4 separate regions of the Mus musculus genome follow, and regions 2, 3 and 4 are each linked to region 1. A link is a loop called in an ENCODE intact Hi-C map of the cell type or tissue named here. Cell type or tissue: heart. All regions are shown on one strand.

Region 1 (5,000 bases):
CAGCACAAAGCTGTTGAGAGGATCAAGCGAGATAATGCGAGCAAATCCCCGGCTTACTGCCTGCCAAGTAGTCAGCGCTCCAAAAATGTCAGCCGTTATTATTATCCATTTATTCATGAGTCAATTCCCTGCCAACAGAAGGGATTAGGAAAAAAAAAAGTCTTGTGAGAAAAGTATGAAGAACTTTATCACAGTAGCCTGGGAAGGGGACATCCAGAGGACAGAGAAAGGAAAGGTCTGGAAGGTGAGAAGGGAGAGGGACTGAAGCAGGAGGGTGGGTGCTTCTGCGAGATCCAAAGGCAACTTAGTGCCTGATGGGCTTTCTGGGGTTTGTTTTTTTGGGTCCCCCCCTCCCCATTACTGATTAAAGAACTAGAGATTTCAAAATCAACCAGCAATCCAATAACTGGAGAAACAGAAACGTGCATCAAGGGAGGAAAGAGTTTTAAAGTAGCCACCAAGCTGAGGACTCTTCTCTCCTCCTGTGCCTGCAGACTGGGCCCTTTAAGTCTAGACAGGCCAGCCCAAAGTCTGCTTTCTAGCACTCCAGCAAGGTCGTGTCGTCAGGCCCCACCTCTGAGCACTTGTCTCAATGTGGCCAGAGACTCTCCCTGAAAATAGGCAAGCCACTCCTGAAGATTGGGTTTGTAACTGCCCTGTTCTCCGTACCAATATGAAGATCCTGTGCGAGCGATCTAATTATAGAAACTCAGCTAATGTCCCCTCAAATGAGGGCTGGGCAAAGAAGGAGAAGTATGGAGGCAGAACGGCCAGGCCAGAAGAAACTACACGGTGAATAAGAAGAATGCTTATAATTGAGTTAAATGTATTATCTTTAAGCGGTTTGAAGTCTGAAAGGCAAATTAACCTAAGAAGCCCTTGATAACCATCATGGTGGGGTAAAACAGCAGATCACACTGGGTAGGCCGGGCATCATCAAAGGCCAGGAAAGCTAGATGATTGGCCATTATGTGTAAATTGGAATCTTTTTTCGCAATAATCAACTTGTTAATTTTCAATGAAATTATTTCAAAGAAATTTCTCATTTCCTGAACTCTCTGTACTTGCCTCTGTCCACGCCTTTCACTAGATGGATGTCATGTCAATGTTTAAAAGGAAGTATTTATGCCTTTCTTTCAGTACTTAATTACTGCCTGTCACGCAGTGGAAGATTTCAGGCCAGCCAAGCAGAGTGAAATGTGGAGCCTTTCAAAGCAGAAATGCACTCCGTCAACAAATGCAGAGCGCAACACCTGATAGGAGCTGACTTGGCGCTTGCTGCCACGGGGACTGGTTAATGAACACACTCACTCAAACTGGGCAGCTCCAGCCCCACAAGGAGCTCAGGCCAAGGAGGAGCTAAGGGGTTAGGGGTGAAACTGCATCTCCCTAAAATTCACACTCTGGTAGTCTAAACCTCACCATCTCAAAAGCTCCATTAAAGATAGAGTCTGTCGTGATGCGGTGAGTAAATCAAAAGAAGCCTTTCCTATAGACTCTAAGACAATCTGCCTGTGTTCTCATAAGAGGACAAAGTTTAGACAATGAAATGGAAGGACCGGTGAAGACACAGGAAGAAGATGAACATCTACAAATTAACAATAGGCCTGGGACGATCCCATCCAGCTGACACCTAGTCTTGGACTTGCACTCTGTGGAACTTCAAGAAAACACATTCTGTTGTTCAGGCAACCTGGTCTGTGACAGCCCTAAAAAAGTAAAAAAAAAAATAAAAATAAAAAGTAAAAAAATAAAAAACCTAATAAACCAGCTAAATATTTACAAGCCTGTGGTTCTTCCTCACCCATGAGGTGACTCCAACTTCCTTCAGTTACATCTTTGTGTCCTCTTTCATCCAGAGGTCTCAGCCCTAATTAACCCTGAGTCCTCCAGACAAAGATCCACTACTCTGTCTATACAAAGCGACTGTGGAGATTAAACAGCCCATGCCCCCAAGCTAGTCTTAAGGAGCCACAAAGACAAAATGCACAAAAAGTACGAACCAACTTGTTACATGGGAAAGCCTAAAGCCTAATTCCCTTTCAAGTACAATAAGAAGGACTTCATTATATCAGAGTTTGTACAAAATAGTACAACTTCCATGTTGAAAGACTAGTTCTGCCTGGATCCAACACACATGTCATATTTCTGGAGAGCCATTTGACACAAATCAGTCTAAAAAATAAAACAAGCAGGTGCATAATATATTACTCAGAATAAAATAAACGTGGCTTCATCTTCAAGTGCCAGAGTTTATGCAGACCATTAAATCTCTACCACTACTGCGTGCTTGGTGCCCTCTTGTGCCCATTTTGGGAATGGTTTATTCACAGAATTAGGGAGCCATTCATCCCGTGGTGTCTCTCTTGCTCCAACCTTGAAAATGACAAGACCATACACAACAGGAGTCACACTTCTCTTCTATGTGGGTACTTTATCTGTGTAAAGTGATTATTTAGTTAACACATAAATTAGGCTGCTAAATTTCAAATAAACACTTCCATACCTTTTAACTGTCTGAGTACTTTTGGTATCTCTGTATTTTATAGATTTTTACAGATAACCGCTTTTTCTTTTACTCTAAAAATTAATAGGCACTCACATTTTGGCCTACAAAATTTTAACTGTAAAACTATTCTCAGGATTCTTTTAAACATTGTTAATCTTATCCACTTTTAATAGAAAATGGTATAAAATAAATTCTGCAAGCAAGAATCAACTGTTAAATGCCCTGGCACTATACATTTAGTTTTGCTTGAAATGCTAATTACAATACCACCGTTGATATTTCTATCAAAAATGAATATAAACAAATTGGCAACACACGACCTCATGCAGACTCATAATTACAGTACAAAAGGTCAGAGAACACATTAAAGTTGATTTCCCCAATTCAGGTCTAATAAGGCAGTCACTTGGTTATTTCCTTGTTTGTGTAGATATCATAAAATATGAAGTGGCACCTATATCACAAACGGTCTGAGCCTATCCCTATTTCTCATTACTAAAATTTAGTTTGAATAGCATACATCAAAATCTAACCACCGAACTTATATTTACACTGTACTTGGATATATGGCCATGTTCATGTGGGCCATAGGTCTTACCTCTCCTAAAGGAATCATTGGATTCTTCTATGAGAAGGCACTAAACTGAACGCTAAATGCAAGAAGACAGACAAACGGACAAATAGAGGTTATTGCAGAAACTTCCAGAAAAATCAAAGGTTGAATAAATACCATGTAATTCCTAAGAGTCTGACAGACACTAGGACAAAGAGAATCAAGTGGAATTTAGACTCCCAGCTCTGAGACAGGGGAGAGCACGGATGCACAGTTTCCCTAACACTGCCTGGTGTCACACATGGAACAGTTGTCACTGCAAATACTGCAAGACAATGGTGAGAGTAAAAATGTAGCTGATTAATCAAGATATTTGAGTTATTTAATAAGGGGTTAATTTAAGGAGTAATTTAATAAGGAGTAAATTTAAGAGTAATTCATACTTCTTGGGAAAATCCTTTATTTTAAGTCCTGAGAGTTAGTTTGACATTGGAGATAAGTGTGATATAAGCAGGATAGAGCCATGTATCTGAGTGTTAGCAGATTAATCACCAGGACAAATAACCCAAGGTAATTTTTTTTTACCCACGATAATGTAAACTCATGAGCATGTTCAAATACACAAGACTTTGTATTGTTTTGCAAAATTAAATCCTATAATATCACAACAAGAGATATATCCCATATCCCATATCAGACTTTAAACATTGTCCTCAGGCAGTTTAAGCAAGAAAGAACAACATGTGTGTGTGTGTGTGTGTGTGTGTGTGTGTGTGTGTGTGTGTGTGTGTGTGATACACACACACCTCCTCCTCTTCTCCTCCTTCAAAGACAGTACTGTGTGGTCAACTCTTGTGATCATTCATTTTTTCCCTACCTGAATAAAGAATAAGGTAAAGAGTAACACAGAACACCAGAGCATCTAAGTATGAAGACAAGAGGGACCTGTGGCAGTCCCACACCCCTGCACTCTTTGAAAACCTGCCCCTTCCAATTTCAGAGTACTCCATTGCCTTTGGAAGAGAGACCTGCTGCTGTGTAGCCAGCTGACTCTGGCCACAAATCCCCTGAGGGTGGGCAATTGTCTGAGTCAGCCTTTGTTTCTTCTTCAGTGATTCAGGCCTTAGGAAGCCTGGGACATGTTAAAGAAAGACCTGGGTGGTAGGATCCAGCCCTGAATAAAGGTCTTGAGTCCTCTTCTCCCCAATGTCAGTCCCAAACTGCTCTGACTTCAGCTACGTCCCATAAATAGAATCTGTGTACCTTAGGCTGGGGAGGTGGCTCATGGGAAACACGAGGCTGCTAAAATGTGAGGATCTGAGCTTGGGTCTCCAGCACCCTACAAAAGCAACGTAGATCATAGACAACACATCTGTACCCAGAGCTGGGTTCAAAGAGGCAGGGGACACCCAGGGGCCTAAACGGAGAGCCCAGGATTTGACCAGAAGTGCCTGTCACAAGAAACAAGATGTCACAAGAAATAAGTAGTCAAAATCAACACTTGTCAGCTTCTGACCTCGACATGCAAACACATGGCCAATAGCACACACATGAAAACACACTGCACACACATGTACATACACATACATGCACACATATATACACATTCACAAACACACATGCACAAGTATACACATGCACAAATATACAAATAACACAGAATATGAAATATGAACAAACACAGATGTGCACACACATACACACAAACATATGCATGCACAAACACACATGAACAGGCACATACATATACATCTAGACACACACAGAATAGCTCCAAATCTATCAGGACAACTGCTGCTCTTATATAACTGCACACACATGTCCAGAGTGCACACACACACACACACACACACACACACACACACACACACACACATACACACACACACACATCTGTATCTCTCAGAATGGTTAATGTCCGATAAAACAATATACTTG
Region 2 (5,000 bases), 1.1 Mb before region 1:
TAGAACCTCCCATTGTGTATACATGCCTCATTTTAAAACCCATTTTTCTGTAGTTGGACAACTAAGTTGGTTCCATAGCTTAGCAGTTGTCACTGCTGTGGTAAATATAGATGTCTCTGATGAGCCAACTTCAATATGAGCACATAGTTCTGCTTTTCAAAGAAGATCATAGCTCTCTGGGGAGTGTTCAGGAGCCCAGGCCAGGTTGCTGTGTTCCAGGCCTCTCTGTAATGAGAACGGTGTGGGGCAATTTATGATTGTGCTCATTGTGCTCATGTGGCAGTTATGGACGATCGTGACGTTGGCAGTATGATGACCTATGGAGTTTGGGAACATGTGTGGGCTGAGAGCCTGAGTACATTTCTCAGAGTGCAAAGGTCCTTTTGGCCATTTCGGCCACTCTATGTTTGAGCCTTGTTGGTGGTCTTCCATTTGTCCAGCTTGGAGCCTAGGCCCTTCATTTGACCACTTCCCACCCTTCTCCCAGGAAGACTACCTTACCTCACACACACATAAATATTTTTTATAGCTGTATTCAAGATTTGAAGACTCCGATTTTCTTCTCACTCAGTCAACAGTAGCCGAAATGTGGTTGTTGTCCTAGAGCATCCTACCATACATAGCTAGCATGTAGCACAATCAGCATAGCGCTCATGGATTTCTGTGTCTAAAACACCCCGAATGGCAAATGTTTACTTCTCTGAAATGAGACAGCATGAAAACAGGAAAACATCAAATATCTTTTGCTTTTGGATGAGATCATGTAAAGTCCCCAGTTGATACACTGGCCATAAAGAGGTGAGGAAGACATGGCTCCTAGCTTCAGGATTCTCATGTCTAGAACCATATGCAGTAAATGCTCATGCTTGCTGGACTTAATATTTGAGGTGATTGCCTGCAAACTCCATTTTTCACTCTGCCAGCCTCTCAGTGCTCACTGGGAAGGTTTTTTCCTCCTGAAGAGGAGGTGTAAGTATGTACTTACACCTTTGCCCTGAGGATTCTGGCAGGGTTCTCCTATCTATCTAGTGCATCAGACACTGTCTGCCCACCACTTGACATAAAACACTCACTTCAGTTCTGTGATTTTGGGTTTAAACCACTATTCCTATGTAAGTCCAGCTGCCTCTCAAATGGCTACAGGGCTGATAAACCCAAAGTTAAAAATAACCAGTCAAAAATGCATTTAGGAATCTGGAAAGATGGTTCAGCTAGTAAAAGCACTGGGATTCTCTTCCAGTGGTCCTTAGTCCAATTTCTAGCACCCGCATGGCAGCTTACAAGCATCTATAATTGTAGTCCCAGGAAATCCAATGCCCTTTTCTGGTGTGCAAATGTACAAAGAGACAAAACAGCCATATATATAAAATCTCTCTGTGTGTGTATGTGTGTATGTGTCTGTATATGTATATACATACATACATACATGAAAAAATCCATCAAGATGCATTTAGGGAGCCAGGGAATAGAGACAGTTCATCTATTCATCAGTAGAACATTCTTACAGAGGACCTGAATTCAGTCCCCAATACCCACATTAGAGGTGCTCACAACTGCTTTTAGCTCCAGCTACCAGGGGCTTGGATACCTATAGCCTCCAAAGGCGCTCACATGCACCCCTCTCTGCACACACATATACATACAAATAAATTTTAAAACAATAGAATAAAGTCTTTTTGAAAAAAAAAAAAAACAACTCAGTGTCCTTGCCTGTGGAGTAAGGATTGCTCTCCCCTGTGACTGAGTGTTCATCTGGCTGTTAGCCGCAGTTAACTATTGCTGCCCAGCTTCAGAATTGCATAGCATATTGCTGGTCAGGGGAAAGCTTACAGTTCACTGTGTGAGGTGTGGTTTCTATAGAATGCATATCATCCTTGCACCTACCCCATGGAAGTGAATCAAGGGTCAAGGCATGAAGAACTGGAGGCTGTCTAGATATCAGTTAGTAAAGGAAGGGGGTGAAGCGTTGTGTGTGTCAAGTGTGCAGGCAGGAAGTGTGCGCAGTGTTGAGTGGCTATGAACGGGAAGAGGAGAGGGGCTGTACTTCCCTTTATCACCAAAGACAGTCCATTTCTATCAGGCTATCTTGTCGGTGCTTTGGGAGCCTGGCTTTGAGGATAAAGGAAGCCAGATTGCCCTGGGCAATGGCTGGAGAACAGCAGTCACTCATTTTGGTGCCACGCTGTCAGATCTAGCAGCCTCTGGCCACAAGAGACTCTCCAACTCTAGAATTTGGCTAGTCCGTGATTCAAATGGGCTGAAAATATAAACTACATATATCATTTCTCAGAGAGCTGGTGAAAGAAAAAGAAAGAAAGAAAAGCTATGCCAATAACTTTTGTATTGATTATTATAGAATAAAGAAAATACATTCTAAAAATGTGTTTACCTCTCTCTCTGTTTTTCTATTTTGAGACTATACTGTATTCCAGTATAGTCGCAAACTCATTGCTGGTGTGAAAATGCACTTGAGCTTCTGATTCTCGTGTTTCCAACCCCTCGTTTGCTAAGATTACAGGTACATGCTACACCTGGTGTATGGGCTTTGTGCGTGTCAGGCAAGCACCCTACCAACTGGTCAACATCCCCAGTTTCATACCTGTCTATTTTTAAAAGGTGGTCCCTCAAGTTTTAAAATTATACATGTGGCACATTTATATTGGGCAACATGGTTGATGACTCAGAAGATATACCCCACCCTAGAGGGCGCTGAAGTCCAATGAATGGACAGAGGTGCCAAAGGAATGAGACCAAATGGAGAAAAGGAGGCCTTGTCACCAGGCCAGTAAGAGGACTGCCTTGTGTGAGCACACAGGGGGCTCGCTGTGCATCTCTTGATAGACTTTTCTTTTGTGGCTACCAGTCCTACAGTAAGGGAGCAGGGGTAATGGCTTACATCACGGCTCTCATTAGCTTTGGCTTAGCATTGACTCCTGCTCTTTCTGATCCCATGTGTGGAATCTACTTTGTCCATTCATAAGATGTTTGATGTAAGTTTGATGCTCTAGTCGAGCTGGGGGGGGGGGTGGGGAAGGGGCATCACTAATTCCATTATTTTGCTGACACAGAAATGTCAAACTCAGCATGGTGATAGATGCCCTCAATTTTATCACTTGGGAAATACAGACAGAAGGATCAGGAGTTCAAGGCCAGTCTGGGTTGCACAGTCAGTCTGAGACCAGACTAGGCTACATGAGATTGTTTCTCACACATACAGTTTTTTCAGCCAATACGTTTTATGTGTGAGAATTTGTTTTATTATTTTCCTAAACTGGCTGTGGATCGACACATAGATACTGGTATCGTGCAGGAATAAGTGAATTTTGCATAATAGTTTACAGTTTTCAATGTCCTTTTCAGCAAATTATCACTTCTAATTGTCACAACATCTTGTGAGGCACAAGGCATGTATAGATTTTCTTTTTCATCCATATGTTACAGCTAAGAAACCGAAAAAAGGTTGCCTTGACCAGCATTTGAAAGCTGTTAAGTGACAGAACCGGACGTGAATTGTAGAAAGTCTTATTGGATAGGTTGGCTTCTTGTCCTTGTATACACAGGGGTGCTGAAGTGGGGCTGGTGGTAAGTGGTTTGAAGCTTCCTGAATTCAAGCAATTCTGCCCTCTAAAAGATTAGGAAGGTAAGGGCCATGTACTTTGGAAAGGTACCATTTGAGAAACTGGGCAAAGCTCTGGTTGGAGCATTGCCTTCCACTTGGTAGGAAGACCTCTGAAGTTCTTGTCTCTGTTGATTCCTTCAATGACTGCCCTCGGAGCCTTTGGAAGGCAGGCTGGCTCTTTTCCAGTAGAAAGAGGTTCTGCTGACTCCAGCAGAGGATCCTGGGAATTAACTTCAGGATAAGCCAGGGCAAATGCTGTCAGCTTTTCAGAGATGGACCATTGGTGGAAGAGGAAGAGTTAAAAAGGAATGGCTATACAAGTCTAGGCACAGGGGCTTATGTCTATAATCCCAGCAGTCTGGAAAACTAAGGCAGGAGGATGATACAAATTTGAGAGTAACCTGAGGTACACAGTGAGTTCAAAAATCAGTCTGAGCTACACAGAAAGACTCTGGATTGTAAGAGTTTTCTATTGTGATTGATGGTGGTGGTGATGATGATGGTGACGGTGATGATGATGATGATGTGAACTAGAGATATTAGAGAAGCCAGAGAAAATTTCTACCATGTTTTTTAAAATTAAGGCTGTTAGTCTTCAGATGTCAGCCAAGTTAGGAGCATAAGGCAGGGCCTGGTCTTGACCACCATTGCCTGTGTTTGGAGTTTATCATGTACCATGTCTACTGGCACAAAGATGTTGGCAAAGTAGATTCAGCTACTTGTCATCTGATCAAAGCAAATCACTGCACAACCAAACTTAAAGCCAGCTGTCCAACAGAGTGACAGAGCTAACGGTGACTTGAGAGACAGTCATAGCAAAAATAAGACTCAGAAATGGTGAATATTTGCCTAAGATCAAATAGGTGGTAGTGACTTAAGAACTAAGAAGTAGCCCTAACATGATGGTCAAGAATACTAGCTCATGTGGGCCTAGTTGGTTAGGTCTATAATATCAGGAGGCTGAAGCAGGAAGACCAAAACTTCAAAGTTTACCCAAGTGAGAGAGTTAGGCAACTTAGTGAGACCCCATGTCAGAGAAGGGGCAGAAAGTATGTATGAGCAAGAGATGGTGGATAACATCAGTGTTTAAAACTGGACTCCTGCCTCAAAAAAAAAAAAAAAAAAAAACTGGACTCCTGGGGGCTGGAGAGATGGCTCAGTGGTTAAGAGTACTGCCTGCTCTTCCAGAGGTCCCAAGTTCAAATCCCGGCAACCACATGGTGGCTTACAACCATCCATCATGAGATCTGACTCTCTCTTTTGGGGTGTCTGAAGACAGCTACAGTGTACTTACATATAATAAAATAAATAAATAAATCTTTTTAAAAAATGGACTCCTGTCCTCATAAGAACAATGGGTGCTCTTAATCATTGAGACATC
Region 3 (5,000 bases), 1.4 Mb before region 1:
TTGTAATATTTTCATTCCTTGGCATAATGAAAAGCCTTGCTCTGCAGTTGGTTTGCACTGTCTTGGAAGTGGCGTCCGCGGTCAACAAAGGACCACTCTCTGAGAGATCTGCAAGGGATTTATCCTTCCCTCTGGCTGAGCCAAGGCAGGCTTGATACACAGTTTTATTTCATATAAATATTCTCATGTTACTGTTTACTTTGGGGGAATATGAGGATCCCACTGACAGGGTACGTGCTCCACGGCCTTGCTTTTAAAGGCATTTATTTGACTCTGGTGTTTGTACTTGCCCAGAGACTTCAGAGAGCAGCCTAAAAACTTGTTTGATAAGCATCCAGACCATATTTGTAGAGAATGATGTCCCTGGGGGCAAGAAATGCTTATTGTTTTAAGCCAGCCCGCACATGGCTTCCAAGAAGCCCATTTTTCATAGGTAACTTCAATCTCTTATTTCTCAGGGGTGTAAGACGTCGTCCTAGATAGCATGGCTTGGGTGTAGATCAGATTGCCCTTGGGTGACACTCTCTCAGCTTCTTTGTTGCTGATCAAGATATTTTGAGACAAAATTGCTTTTCATGAACTAAGATGTGAGAAACAGACCTAAACATGGGACAGAACTCTTTCTCTGTGTTGTCAGTGTGCATGTTACCAACCTGCTGTCTCTCAGCTTCCATATTCTGTTTATATGAGTCCTGGACTCTGTAAAGCACCATTTTTAGTTTGAGTGGTGGAAAGTGAAATATGAGGCAGGAAGGTGCAGTCTGGGAAGGGAAGGGAGAGCTGCTCTTATTCATGTAACCTCTATCTCTGGAAGTGTCACCTCACCACCTCTACAGTGTTCATCTTGATAGTGGACATTGTGTTGTTTTTTGTTGTTTTGTTTTGTTTTTGATGCTTTCAAAACTGGTTTCACGATGACCCCTTGAAGCCTTGGCATGACCTGAGTATTGTCGGTTGCTCCATGTCAGTGAGTTGCTTCTTGAAGTGTCTAGGCCAGCAGTTCTCAACCTGTGGGTCGTGACCTCTTTGTGGCAGCTAACAACCCTTTCATAAGGGGTTGCCAAAGGCCATCAGAAAATACAGATTTTTACAGAACAATAGCAAAGTTACTTATGAAATAGCAAAGAAACCAATTTTATAGTTGGGGGAGGGGTCAGCACAACATGAGGAATTGTAATAAAGGGTTGTAGTATTAGGAAGGTTGAGAACCATGGCTCTAGGCTTTGAGAAACTGGGCTCCTCTCTTGACTTCCAAGCACCTGTGCTGCAGTCCCAGAGGTGGTGCTATTTGTGTTGGTTTGTTGGTTTTCGTAGGTTTCTAATCTTTACCAGCTTTCAAGGTCCTCGCTTCTGAAACACTATGCCTTCCATTTCCTTGGTTGGGTCCACACTAGATCCTGTACAAACCCCTCTCACAGGTCATCAGGCAAAGGTGGTGTTTCCCCATGCAACCAAGGGCTCGGTGTTGATACTAACTCATTTTCTTCTCATTTGTACTTTACTCGCTTAGCTTGTGGTTTTTGTATTAACAGATTATATATTCTCTTTGACATTTATAGTTTTGTTTCCATTTAGAGAGTTGTTGGGGAATAAGAATGGATAATGTAATAAAAACCATAGAGAGTTTGTCAGTGCATCCCTTTCCTTTCCTTTCCTTTCCTTTCCTTTCCTTTCCTTTCCTTTCCTTTCCTTTCCTTTCCTTTCCTTTCCTTTCCTTTCCTTTCCTTTCCTTCCCTTCCCTTCCCTTCCCTTCCCTTCCCTTCCCTTCCCTTCCCTTCCCTTCCCTTCCCTTCCCTTCCCTTCCCTTCCCTTCCCTTCCCTTCCCTTCTCGTTCCTTCCCTTTCCTTTTTCTTTTTGCATAGCAGCTTGTGGCTCAAGATGCAAACTTCTCCCTTTTGAAGAATGAATGTTCTCTTAGTCCTATAATACTTACTTGTCGTTCTTTCCTAGCCCTCTTCCTCGGCTGGGCAGGTGATGTTTATTAACTGTGCTAGGTCCCTATCATTTCACTGCATAGACACATCTGCAGCCAGTTAGTTTTCTGACCTCATAGGCACTAAAATGTCCTTGAAGGCTAACTGCTTTAGAAAAAGTGGGGTTGGCGTGGTCCAGCAATGGCACATGGTTACATAAAACTATCATCTCTAGTAAACACAAAGGGTTTCTGGAAAGTGATGAATGCTGTTCTCTATATATGTTTAGATTCATGTTCATTTTCCTTCATAATGTCTACCCTAATATTTTGCAAGAATGTGACGAAGGTAAATACCCAGATAAGAGATACAAGAAGCCTTGTGTGCATGTTTTGGCATCACTATTTAATCTGACTTGTGGAATGTCAACCAAGACTCTGCTGATATTATATCATATGGTTTTTCTCAACACGTCCCCTGACGTAGATGACCCCAAGTTCCCCAATTCTGTTGAATCAGTGTTAACTCTCTCCTGTCATATCTCCTGTTATGCAAGGTCATAACTCAGTCTTAACCCTAGGCAATGCTCTTGAACCTAAGCTAGGACTCCAGATTCCTTCTCCTTCATCTGGTCAGCCTTTGCCTCTGGTGTCCTGTGATGCAGTTAAAATCTCTGTGTATGTTTAGTGAGTTAGCCTGTTCCTCCTTTAGCAGTTTTATAGGAGGACCACACTCCTAGATGCTGAGAATTTCTTCAGAAGTCCCCTCTGGATCTGTCCTTCCTGAGGCGGTTGCACTCTGAGGCATTGCCCAAGTAGTCCTTTCTGTACCTGGGAGATGTGTTGGCATCCAGTTTTGTGACCCCCCTCCTTGGACTGTCTGTGCATCCTGTGCAGGCCCGAGCACAGCCCTGTTTTCTCAACGAGGGACGCAAAGGACAAGCCCACAGCACCAGGTGCCGCCCAACTGAACTTCCGCCGAGTTGACTAATAAACTTAATTGGAAAAAAATCTGAAATCAGTCCCGCCACTCTGAAAAACCAAGTCAGCCCCAGGACTCCGAAGTTCCTCAGCAGTGTCTAAATCACGGAGTAAAACCACCACCAGGTGGGGCCAAAACTGCAGTTACGACCAGGGCTGATCTGGATCTGTAGCCCAGACTCCTGGCTGGCTCACCCTGCAGATACTTAGTCACTTAGTTTGGTTTGAATTCACCTCCCCACATTCTGCGCAATTACAGATTTGGGCTCTGACATGCTGAATTGTGGCAGGGGTTTGTTGACCTACTCTTGTTTGTTTTGCTGGCTAGACTGTAAGGTCCCTGAGGATAAAACGTCATTTCCAAGTGTTTACTGAACATGTACTGTCTTTCAGTGGGAGCAGAGTAACCATTTAGGATAAGGACATGTAAGCCACAGGTGCCTTTACTTACACAAAAACCCTGTAGGGTGCCGTGTTCACAGGCTGTCTATGCACACAACTGTATACTTTTGTAAAGTCTGCTAAAGAAAGATGTTCTGGGCACAGATGGTTGAAACCGCCCACTGTCTTTTCCTACCTCTTTTTGTTTTCTTTTGTTTTATGGCTTTGGTATGGCAACAGCCAAGGCCAGCATCTTGGGTTTGTAACCAGTATACCACCTGTGTCCTGCACCTGTATGTGGCTCAATACTCTGGTGTTCCTGTCATGAGACCCGGAAGGCCTTAAAGGAAAACAACTCAGTTTCCATTGAACTGGGCTCTACTGGTGGTGCACGTGGCTCTTGGAATGTCGCTGAACATTTTAGGAGACATATAAGGGGAAGCTCTGCTGACTGTAATTACGACCAGTAGGGTATAGTTATGCAGCTCAGAGTCTCTTCCACATGGAGTTAAGTTCTTACCAGCTCTTCTAGTTAAAAACAAAATGGATTCCAGGAATTCTCCATAGCTCCCCCAGAGGTGAGATGCTCAAAGCAGAGTTGAAACGCTTCACAAATGCACTAGAATTGGGCAAGACAGGGAGAAGGATCAAGACTAAAGACAGATGAAGTCAGGGCTGGTTTGTGGAATTTTTAGTTCAGAAGCATGAGTCTGTAAGTAAAGGGTGGATCTCTTAGCTGTCTGTCCCCACTCCATCGGGAGCCTGAACTACAGAACATCTGAGCTGCTATGGGCTCACAGTTACAAATACAGAGGCATATTCAGCATTATTCAGTTCACCATGATGATCGTGTGGAGTAGAATTTACCAGAACTTCTGGTTTTGGCAAACCTGTCTCTGGGAAAACCAGCGAGGACAAGCAACAAGGGTGGGAAGCTGTGCTTTAGTTTTGCATCCCAAACACTAACAGCTAGTCCAGGCACTCAGGAGCAAGAGCCAGGCAACTATCTGTGAGTTCAAGACCAGCCAGGGCTATAGTGAGACCCTATCTCACGAAAAGAAAAGGAACAACACTGACCAACCAAGAGCAGGTGTCTCCCTCCTGACTGTCTAGAAGGAAAGATGAACGAGCTTTGCAGTCTCTTAAAATGACAACGGGAAAGTAGGAAAGGATAGCCCTGGGAAGTGCAACTCAAGCGTGTCACTGAAAAACACATGCAGAAAGGGACGAAGAGATCAGTTTCATTATTTTGAAAGACAATTTAAGCCCTGGTACCATTCTCAGGTTTTAAGTGTGATTGCTTGAAGTAAGTCACTGGCTGCCAATCCTCATTACCTGGGACACACATCTCACACAGGTGTCTATCTACTCACACACAAATTAATAAATTCCAAAAAAGTGTAATTTCTCATGATTTACTCCTAAGCTCATTTTCAAGCAAAGTTTAGGGCAGTTTGCCTTACAGTTTATGCTCAGAGTTGTACAAGCTTCAGGTGTAACAGAGCTGGGTCTGACCTGTGTGCACAATGAGTACATGACACACACACCCCCTGAGTCCTGGCAGCATGCCTCCAAGGCAGGTGTGGTTATCACCCTGCAGATGCAGCAGCTGAGGTCAGGGAAATTCAGGGGTCCCCTTGATAAACTGCTTGTAAGTCACATGACCAGCGTCTGGCTCAGTCTGTCCTTCCTAATGTGCTGAGTCAGTGACTGCTCCTGTAAACGA
Region 4 (5,000 bases), 1.5 Mb before region 1:
GAGGAAAGGCCTTTTGGAACCTGGAAGGTTAGCTAATGAATAGGCTCCAGGGAACTTCCTGTCTTTGTCCCCAGTACTGGAATTATAGGTGCACTCTGCCAAATCTAGTTGTTCTTACATTGGTGCTGGGTATTGAACCAGCCTCCTGTTTATACAGCAAGCACTTTATCCATTGAGCCTTCTCTCAGTGGACTTGTTTGAAAAGGACCAGTAGGTTGTTTTCTACAAAAGATCAAAAATGATGTCTCAGAGCTCAAATCCCTGATAGCCATTCTTTGTGGGTTTTTTGTTTTTTGAGACAGGGTTTCCCTGACTATACTGGAACTCACTCTGTAGACCAGGCTGGCCTCTAACTCAGAGATCTGCCTGACTCTGCCTCCCAATGCTATAGCTCTTCATTAACTTTGCTTGGCTATCCTACAAGCTGTAGCTCTGCTATTTATTAGCTTTCAAACCTTGGCCAAATTATTTTTTCTTAAATATACTTATTTCTACATGAAGATTAAAACTACTTATTTTATAAGGTTTTTGTAAGGACTAAGCGAATAAAATAATCTTAGCAGTGTGCTTGGCACAGAGACTACCCACCAACTATTCATCATTAATCCTGCTTCCTCTGAAAAATTCAGATGTTAATAGAAAACTTTCTTTTCATATCTTACATTAAAATTTCCACATTTTATAGTTACCAGTAGTTTCTTTTATCTGTGTAACATTTCTTCAAGATTAAAGCGGGATTTTACATTATAGTGTAGTTCTGAGTAATTATATATTTAAATATCTTGACTAGGGCATTAATTTATGCTTACACATAAGTACAATTTTAAGTTATGTTAGAGTTGGAGTGTGCACAGTAAGCATGAGGATATAAGTTGATCCCCACCACATGTGTAAAATGCTGGGCACCCTGGCATGTACTTAGAGTAATTTTAGTGCTGGGGACTAAATCCTCTTGAGAGACAAGCGGATCCTGGAGCTCACTGACCCACCAGCATAGCCAAATTGGTGAGCTGTCTCACAAAACAAGGTAGACAGCCATCTTAAGAAGAAACCCAAGGGGTGGACTTCCAGCCTGACCATGATTAGAATGTCTCTTAAAACCAGCCTTCATCAATTGTTCCTCAATACTGTGGCCATTCTTTGCATGTGGATATTCAGTGTTTTTAAAGATTTTTTTCCCATCAAAAGTTAATGAATGGCATAGGTTTAAATATCCATGAAATGTGTCATAAAAGAATCAAAGACAAACTAAGTTTAAAAATTATGGAATATACATAAACAGATTAGCATGGATTCTCAGTTAAGTTATAAGGAAAGTTGACACTGAGATTGAACTCAGAACATCAGGGAGTACTGCCTGTGGGAGGAAGAGGATGCTGGAGAGGACTTGGGTGTGTGGTGCAGAGCGATCAGACACAGCTGTACACAGCTGGCAGTCTACCAGTTCCCTGTGAAGCCTGAGCAAAGTATCCATCAGGGGAGTCCTGCATAGGTGGCAGCTTGATTCTAGGCCTCTTACCATCTTCTTTGATTATTGCTTAGGTCTACTATATACGAACGGTATAGCCTTGGGTCAGATGCTGAGGTGAACATGAAAAAATTGACAGCTGGCAGCCCCAAATTCAATGCATTCTTTTCCAATAAGGAAGAGCCCTTTCTTGGTGGGGAACTGAGCATCACGTCTTTGCTAAATGACAAGTCAAATTTTGAAGAACATACTTTGAAGCTTATTTAAAGAATGATTTCGTTGTGGCACTAAAAATATGAAAATAGTTAAATTGTTAATTTATAATTATAGATTTCTAAAGCTCAACGAGGTATGCCTTGAAGTTTGTTACAGCAGTCTGTATTGCTTTCTGGATGGCAGAATTCTTGCATTGGATTGTGCCTGTGCATGAACAGCTTGATCTCAGCAAGGGCGCTTTTGTGGTGCTAGGAATAGAGTCCAGGGTGCCACAGATGCTGGGGACATAGTCGGACTTAGCCCCACAGTGACTATTTTATAATCAGTTCTCTTATTTAGCTACTCTGGTGACTACCAAGTGTAAATGATAACTTTTGAGACTGTTTGCATAGTTTTGCATTTCTGAGTCACGTGTGAGCTGACTCTTTAGGTTGGTGTGAGAATGCAGGTTAGTAGGGATAGACACAGTCTGGCACAATGCAGTCTCCTGTGTTTTTATGTGCTAAAGGGTGAGTGAGGTTTTTATTTACCTCATTTTATATTGTATCAAGTTCATTGTTGGACCCATTTTATTTACCGAATGTTAAAACAGTGTGAGTTGAATTATCCATTAACCAGGAGCTTAGGTCGTGCTTATGTTGCTGTTAGAATTGTTTTATTTACTGTTTTGTGCATCCAGTTTTGAGCAACATATAAAGACATTTCTTGATGTGGCCACCAGGGGGCATCAGTAGGAAGGGTGAGGTAATTGAGCTTTTCAGATGCTGTGACTAAATCATGTTGTAAGATTTACTCCCTTCTTATTGCTTCTTCTTTTTTTTAATGAATGCTGATGGTATTTTTCTTTGGGATGTTTAAGGATGAGAAATACTACTTACGGTCACTTGGAGAAGACCCAAGGAAGGTAAGAATTGTGGATTTGAAACAGTCACTTAAAATGTCAGTGAGAATTTTCACATTATCACTATGAATTTTATATTATTGTTGGACATATAACCCATTTTGTTGTTGTCTGTTTCTATCGATGATCTGTGCCCAAGTGAGAAATTTTTAGAAGTTGCTTATTTACTCAGAATATAGAATCTGAGAGTCATCTAAATTACACACAATAAAAACCCTACTGCTAAGTATTTTACAGATGATAGTTCAGCTAATGACATACTTACCTAAAAGTACTGAAGATTTATTAGATGAGCCTTTATGTGTATTCAGAGCCAAATTATTAATTAAAACAAATATCTGAATCTTGCTGACAGTAGGAAGAACTCCTTCACTGGGAAGGTTGGGTGCTGCTGTTGGGCTTTTCCCATCATCGGGCTTTAAAGCACAGAATGAAGATGGCCTCTTCATCCTTACTACTCGACGTGTGGGCGGCTTACGGTGATCCTTATGTCTATGTTGTGTTTATTATGAAATTCTTTCCAGATACTAATCTAAGTACTTTTGAATATCTGTCAATTCAGGATGTTGCAGACATCAGACAGCAGTTCCCATCATTAGGAGGAGATATTACATTTCCAATGTTCTTCAGAGAGGAGCAGTTCTTTTCCAGTGTTTTTCGAATTAGTTCACCTGGATTACAGCTCTGGACTCACTATGATGTATGTTACAAAATAAAAAATGTAAAGGTTCAGAAGGCTGTTGCTCTTACAGGTCTAATATTGATGGTTTGAGCTCTCTAGGCTAGTTTGTAGATCTGTGCAGTGTCATTGGCTGAAAAGAGGAGCTCTGAGTATAGAGGGGCAGTAGTAATGTGGAGTCAGCTGAGAGCAAAGCCTAGCTTCTTGCATGGCTCTCAGTGTGAGGTTCTTACATCATCACAGACATAATAAACCATAGATAAAAGGGAGTTATGGTTTTGGCCTGTGAGAAGGGATCACGGGGCTGGTAGGGGGAAATGTCGAGGGCAAAGCAGTATGGTAGAAAGTGTCTTAAGGAAGCAGTTGACTGGCTGTCCAAGTCATACTGTTTAGGGGGAAGGAGGAGCTTATTGGGAAGGTTTGGCAGGAATAAGAATTTAAGGTATCCAGAGCTCTTCGGATATATGCTGTGAGAAACTTGGATGTGTGCTGATTTGTATATGAGCAAGATGTGCAGTCTTTGATCTTAATTCTGTGTTCTTACAGTTTTATATGCTGAAATATACATGTAAACATAATAAGCAAATTTGAAATGGTGGTGCATTCAGTTTTGGTGTTGGCAGCAGGAGAAACAGGAAGCTAATGCAGGAACCAGTACTTTCCCAGAGCCTTTTGGTGTTTTGAAATGGGACTTCTGTTTTGAACCGCTGGCTAGACTTGACCTTAGACCTTTCTTTCGCTGCCTCCCAACTGGCAGGAATCTTAGGTGTATGACAGTGTGCCAAAATAAGTTGCCACGTCTATGGATCTTTTAGTATGTCCTAAAACTTCCAGGGGATTTCAACATAGTAACTCTATAGTTAATGAGACAGACAGGAAATCTTAGCATATTTTCAAAGTTGCATTGGAATAATTAGTGAGAAAATGACGTGCTTCATACATTTTTAGTTTTATAGATTATGCTTTAAGTATTTCCTTTGACATTGAATGACAATAGAATATAATACTGTTCTTAAAAAGAAGTCAGAGTAACAGGTTATAATTACAGAGTTAAGGTTTGCTAGTGAAGGGTTAGTGCTAAAAGAAGATTGTGTCAGTAGTGACAATCCATGAATAATCGCTCACTCAGTTTATGTCTTAATTCTTCAACTGAGTCATGTGCCTCTGCCTTTTAACATTTGCACAATCTGCACCAAGAGAGGGTACCCTTTATATACCCAGGGAAAGTTAACAGTGATTCATTGAAAAGCATACTATGGAAATTTGCCTTATCGTGTAGTCCTTTGCAAATAGTCTCATAATCACAGTTTTCATGACCATGTATATGTCATGTATGGGTGATGTATATACAGTGTTTAACAGTAGCTGTGTTAGTGCTTTCTATTTGATCCAAGGCATTCCTCAACAACTTAGTAAGACCATCATTAACCAAAGGCCCGCTCAGGTGTACTTACACTGTATTTCCACTTCCTGTTTTCCCAATTCGCTGGTCCTTCTCATGTTTTGGTTTTTTTTGTTTTTGTTTTTGTTTTTTTTTTTTGTTGGTTTTTCGACATGGGAAGGAATGTCTTCAATAAAGACACTTTGAATTATGACTGTAAGAGTTTTGTGTAAGTCAATTCTCACAAAAGGAATAGGGTTGAAGTAACATGTAGTAACTCAGGTATGTGATCTTGGCTGCTCAGAAGCAGGTCAGCATGGGCAACATAGCTGAGATCCTGTGCAAACTTCACCCC

What was found. Hi-C counts contacts between places; a loop is a spot of excess contacts. Peaks named below come from ENCODE experiments on the same cell type or tissue, not always from the same donor. Only the 100,000 strongest peaks of a DNase experiment are listed, where the experiment ranks them.
Region 2: a loop joins it to region 1, with 9 times the contacts of the local background. A loop is called at or near these places in 17 of 42 quality-filtered maps.
Region 3: a loop joins it to region 1, with 6 times the contacts of the local background. A loop is called at or near these places in 9 of 42 quality-filtered maps.
Region 4: it touches region 1 in a loop (6-fold over the local background); 12 of 42 quality-filtered maps call a loop at or near these places.

The regions. Positions count from the first base shown.
Region 1 is chr1:55,883,877-55,888,876 of GRCm38, reverse strand. Gm32949 (a long non-coding RNA gene) reads right to left here and starts at 195. Exons shown (of 3, transcript XR_373419.4): 1 at 1-195. In heart, a CTCF peak has its summit at 2,304 (motif pointing left); no DNase peak of the experiment used is centred here; H3K4me3 peaks cover 665 bases; H3K27me3 peaks cover 1,306 bases.
Region 2 is chr1:56,989,528-56,994,527 of GRCm38, reverse strand. No RefSeq gene overlaps it. Among named protein-coding and RNA genes, the nearest start is that of Gm38484, 10 kb to the left of the region's middle. In heart, a CTCF peak has its summit at 2,701; no DNase peak of the experiment used is centred here; H3K27me3 peaks cover 680 bases.
Region 3 is chr1:57,267,949-57,272,948 of GRCm38, reverse strand. No RefSeq gene overlaps it. Among named protein-coding and RNA genes, the nearest start is that of BC055402, 55 kb to the right of the region's middle. In heart, a CTCF peak has its summit at 3,010 (motif pointing right); no DNase peak of the experiment used is centred here; H3K27me3 peaks cover 329 bases.
Region 4 is chr1:57,391,635-57,396,634 of GRCm38, reverse strand. It overlaps Tyw5 (tRNA-yW synthesizing protein 5), which reads left to right. Exons shown (of 8, transcript NM_001037742.2): 4 at 2,544-2,588; 5 at 3,148-3,285. Among named protein-coding and RNA genes, the nearest start is that of Maip1, 12 kb to the left of the region's middle. In heart, CTCF peaks have their summits at 2,187 and 2,401 (motif pointing right); no DNase peak of the experiment used is centred here.